Regions from separate parts of the Homo sapiens genome. Here region 2 is linked to region 1. Evidence: chromatin loops called from intact Hi-C (ENCODE). Cell type or tissue: Calu3. All regions are shown on one strand. Region 1 overlaps KAT2A (lysine acetyltransferase 2A). Region 2 overlaps CAVIN1 (caveolae associated protein 1).

Region 1 (2,500 bases):
GGCAGCAGAGGAAAGAAGATAGGCATGGAGACTCTCCTGGCAGGTGTCAGGTGAAGTAGGGGACGCAAAGGGACTCCTACTCCATCCACAGAGGGGCTGGACAGAATTACCCCAGCCTCCAGGCAAAGGACCGGTGTGGGACGAGGCTACGGGTCACCTGCTTTTTGAAGTAGCCGATGGCGTACTCGTCGGCGTAGGTGAGGAAGTAGAGAATGTTGTGCTTGATGTGATACTCCTTCAGGTGGTTCATCAGGTGGGTCCCATAACCCTGCGGGGGAGGGAAGCAGGACTCACCAGGAGCTGAGGATGGGCCTGGTGCTGGAGAGGTCTCAGAGACCAGAGAAGAGCGGGTAGATTGGAAAGGAGGTAGAGAGAGCGAGAGCATCCAGGCAAAGAGGAAGAAAGGCAGCTGACAGAGGAAGGGGAGCTTATGGGGAGAAAGTGAAGGGTGCGGGCTTTCTAAGCTCACTCTGGGCTAGGTGCAGTGCTTCCTGTTTTACAGACCGATTCTCAAATTAACCCCAGAGGCGAGTATTACCACCTTTATTTTACAGAAGAGAAAACCGAAACTCAGCTACGTTAGGAAATGTGTTCAAGGTCAGGCTGCCAGCCGTGGCAGGGCCGGGTCCAAACCCAACACAGGCCACTGATTCCCAGTCCCTGGGCCTCAGAGTTGGGAGAAGCGGGAGAGGGAGTCACCAGAGGTCTGAGCAGCAGGAGCAATGCCTCCCACACGTCAGGGCCAATGAGGCACCACACAGATCTGAGGTATGCGACACACAGAGCCAGAGACCCTACGAGTGGGTCTGTTGTAACAAAGGACAGAAGCCAAAACTATCAGCATAGGGCTACTGTAATAATGATTAGTTTGGCTGGGCGCGGTGGCTCATGCCTGTAATCCCAGCACTTTGGGAGGCCGAGGTGGGTGAATCACTTAAGGTCAGGAGTTAGAGACCAGCCTGGGTGAAACCCTGCAACATGGTGAAACCCTGTCTCTACTAAAATACAAAAGTTAGCCAGACGTAGTGGTGCATGCCTGTGGTCCCAGCTACTTGGGAGGCCGAGGCAGGAGTATCACTTGAACCTGGGAGGTTGAGGCTGCAGTGAGCCCTGATCATGCCTCTGCACTGCGGCCTGGGTGAGAGAGACCCTCTTTCAAAAAAATAAATAAAAAATAAAAAGTAAAGTAATTAATTCCCCCATGTATGTAAATGTTCTTGTGATGCAGAAAACCCAAGTCCACAGGTCCACCAAAGTGTGGCTGCTGCTTGGGCTCCGTCTGTCAACAGGTGGTTTCCTAATCCACAGTTATCAAAGTACGGCTGCCACCTTGTGGGGATGTGAGGAACGGGCCGCTAACTAAGAGAAGAGCAACGGGCTGCTGCATGCCACACATCCTGCTGCTCCGAACTGGCCCAAACTCAGGAGTGGGCCGTGGACTGGGGCTGGGGCCGGGGAGCCGCGCTCACCTTGACCTGCTCATTCGAGGTGACAGCACAGAAGACAATCTCCGTGAAGCCCTGGGTGGGAAACATGCGGAAGCAGATGCCACCGATGACCCGCCCATCCTTGATCAAGGCCAGAGTCTTGTGCTTCCTAAGAGAGAGGGGGGCATGTCATAGCCCCTGACTGTCCCCTTCAGGTCCCCAGAGCCCTGGAAGTCTGAGCTGTAGTCAGGGTTGGGCAGTGAGAAGTAAGAATGCTCAAAGGATGAACCTCAGAAGTGGGGAGCAGGGGATCCCCAATTTTGAGGAGTGAAGAGGCCGAGGAGGAAGGGAACTGGGTGTGCTGCCCTGGGGGAGGGGCTCTCTGGGGGACGCACGGGTCAAAGACGAGGCGGGCGATATACTCCTTAGGCATGCGCGGCAGCTGGTGGGAAAAGACATTCTGCAGCCCCACGAGCCACAGCAACACCCGCCGGTTGGCCTTGGGCGTCAGTGAGTTGCCGATGACATGGAACTCGATGATGCCGCGGCGCTCCTCCAGGCGGGCTGTCTCATCCCGGGCCGCATTGGCCGAAAGCAGGCTCGTCTGGGCACAGAAGAGGGGTGGTGAGCCGGGGTCTCAGGTTGGTGGGGGTCCCCCAACTGGTCAGCAGGTCGGGCTGCCCACCTCAGGCCCCAGCATGGCAGCAGGGTCAGTGATGGTCAGCATGACCTCATTGACCAGCTCCATGGGGATGTCACCCATCACACGGAGCCGCTTGGCATCCTCCAGGGTCAGGTTCTCTGGGAGCGTCCTCTTCTCGCCTATTGGGGAGGCAGGCAAGGTTGCTCAGGATCAGTAAAAAAGGTTTGGGAAGGAGTGAATGAGGGTCAGAGGTCAGGGGTCAAGTATCCACCTGGCATAGGCTCGGCCCCTGCAGAATCCAGACTCAGGGAGCTGTTGCTGCCCCCACCCATGCTGGGGCTGAAGATGGGGGTGCTGGGAACAACCGCTGCACTGACTGAAGCTGAGGAGAGAGAGAGACGTCAGGGATGGGGGGCTGAAGCTGAGGAGA
Region 2 (2,500 bases), 290 kb after region 1:
CGCTGCGCTTGATACGCTCTGCGCGGGACTCCTCAATAACCTCCTCAACCTCCACCGCCTCGTCCGACGAAAGCTCCAGCGCCGCTGCGTCCTCCTCGGGCCGCTCGCCCTCGCCCAGCTCCTCGCCCTCCTTCTCTGGCAGCGCCTCCGACTCTTTCAGCGATTTGCTGATGCTCAGTTTGGCCGGCAGCTTCACTTCATCCTAAGGGAAGAGGAGAAGGGACATGAGAGGCGTCGGAGGAGGCGGATGTGGGCGAGCCTGAGTCAGGGTGGTGACGATCCTGGAGAGAGGGGAGCATGGGACGCTCGTGGTCCCCAGGAAACTGGCGGGCGCTCAATAAATGTGTGTAGGCTCACGCCTGTAATATTAGCGCTGTGGGAGACCGAGGCAGGAGGATGGCTTGAGTCCAGGAGTTCGAGACCAGCCTGGGCAACATATCACCCATCTCCGGCCCCCCAACCCCGCGTCGCCATTCTTTCTCTCTCTCTCTCCTTGTTTTTTTTTTTTTTTTTTTTTTTAAACGGAGTCTCGATCTGTTGCCGAGGCTGGAGTGCAGTGGGCGCGATCTTGGCTCACCGCAACCTCCGCCACCCGGGTTCAAGCAATTCTCCTGCCTCAGCCTCCCGAATAGCTGGGATTACAGGCGCCCGCCACCACGCCGGCTAAATTTTGTATCTTTAATAGAGACGGTGTTTCTCCATATTGGTCAGGCTGGTCTCGAACTCCCGACCTCAGGTGATCCGCCCGCCTCGGCCTCCCAAAGTTCTGGGATTACAGGCGTGAGCCACTGCGCCCGGCCTCGCGCCGCCATTCTCTAAAAAACATGTGTGTTGAACGAATGGTGACTAAACAGACCGCGGGAGCAGGGGACCAAACTTCGGGTCGGAGATGGGGTTGCGTAATAATTGCACTTGGGCTAAAATCTCTGTGGTCGTCCAACCCTGTCCTGATCCCTTTCCACCCGTAGATGATATTAAACCACTACGGCCCTCGGGAGACACAGCTCCACTTTGGAAATGGGCGGAGCGCCCTCTGGTGCCGCAAATCGCACACTGCCCGAGCCAGGCCGAAAAGCAAGTGGTGGGAGTGTCTAAGTTGAAAGCGGGTAGGGGTTTGAGCCCACAGCTGCACCTACCCACCCAAGCAGGTAAAGTAAAGGAAGTGCATTTCCTAGACTCAAGCTATTTCTTTTTTTTTTTTTTTTTGAGATGGAGTCTCGCTTTGTCGCCCAGGCTGCAGTGCAGTGACACGATCTCTGCTGACTGCAACCTCTGCCTCCCAGGTTCAAGCAATTCTCCTGCCTCAGCCTCCTGAGTAGCTGGGACTGCAGGCATGCGCCACCACACCTGGCTAATTTTTTTGTATTTTTAGTAGACTCGGGGTTTCACCATGTTGGTCAGATTGGTCTCGAACCCCTGACCTCAAATGATCCACCCGCCTTGGCCTCCCAAAGTGCTGGGATTACAGGCATAAGCCACTGCTCCTGGCCTCAAGCTATTTCAGAACCAGCCTTAGAGATGGAGAACTGTGGTCCACCCTCCCCCACCTCCACCTTCTTTGACTCCTTCATACTGTTTGGCTCCACCAGTGGTCATTCTCCCCCTCCCCCACATTTAGAAATTGATATTGGAAAGAGGAAGAAGCTGGCTGGGAGCCACGGACATGTTTTCTCCCCAGTCTGGACATTTCTTCTGGTTGTGACTTCCCTACTTTGGGATAGAAGAGAGATTACTTTTCAATTCTTGCTTTCCCTACCCCCTGCCCCCAGCACAAAGCCTGAGCTCAGGGGTCTAGGAGTAGGATGGGTGGTCTCAGATTCCCCATGACCCTGGAGCTCAGAACCAGTTCTTTGCTTTTCTGTCTTCTCCTTGGAGGACTTAGCACCAGAACTGCTTTCCATTCCGGGAAGATTTTCCAAGATCTTGACTCTGGCCAACATTTCAGAATCTCTGGATCACTCCCTCCCCCACCTCCACCCTCATCAGAGAGCAGGGGAGGCTGAGCACAGAAAGGGAAAGGGCAGACCAAGATCATCAATAGGATCTCTTTGGCCCAGACTCCCTTTAGTGACTTCAAATGAAGGAACGAGAGATAGTCGCTTTTCTAAAGGGTTTTCTGAAGACCATTTCCCAGAATTATAAGAAAAATCCTGTCCCCTAAGAAATTAAGGCAACATAAACTGAGTCCTCTCACTGACACCACACACACACACCCCTATACATAGGCTGCTCGGTATCTCTGCACCACCTGCTACAGAAATTCCTTCCCCAGCCCCCAACCTCTTTCCTCTTCCCTCCCATCAACATCCCCCCAGAGTTTCCTGGTTTACACTGAAAACTAGGAACACCCTCTCCCAACTTCCTTCCCTTCTTGTCAATAGCATTAGCAGGGACAAAGAGGGAATGCTGGCTCCACCTCTTCTCTCATCTGGGCATCAGCTCTGCTGGGCACCAAGCCACCTCCAGCTCTCTGTTACCCAACTACACCTCCCAGCAGGCA

The links. Hi-C counts contacts between places; a loop is a spot of excess contacts. Peaks named below come from ENCODE experiments on the same cell type or tissue, not always from the same donor. Only the 100,000 strongest peaks of a DNase experiment are listed, where the experiment ranks them.
Region 2: it touches region 1 in a loop (4-fold over the local background); 5 of 110 quality-filtered maps call a loop at or near these places.

What each region holds. Positions count from the first base shown.
Region 1 is chr17:42,115,566-42,118,065 of GRCh38, forward strand. KAT2A (lysine acetyltransferase 2A) reads right to left here. Exons shown (of 18, transcript NM_021078.3): 8 at 2,342-2,452; 9 at 2,113-2,249; 10 at 1,823-2,031; 11 at 1,470-1,596; 12 at 158-268. Among named protein-coding and RNA genes, the nearest start is that of DHX58, 4.1 kb to the left of the region's middle. RefSeq lists enhancers at 216-751, 475-794. In Calu3, a CTCF peak has its summit at 1,343 (motif pointing left); a DNase peak (open chromatin) is centred at 1,326.
Region 2 is chr17:42,405,187-42,407,686 of GRCh38, forward strand. CAVIN1 (caveolae associated protein 1) reads right to left here. Exons shown (of 2, transcript NM_012232.6): 2 at 1-202. Among named protein-coding and RNA genes, the nearest start is that of CAVIN1, 17 kb to the right of the region's middle. RefSeq lists an enhancer at 1,125-1,174. In Calu3, CTCF peaks have their summits at 1,050 (motif pointing left) and 1,254; DNase peaks (open chromatin) are centred at 1,025 and 2,495.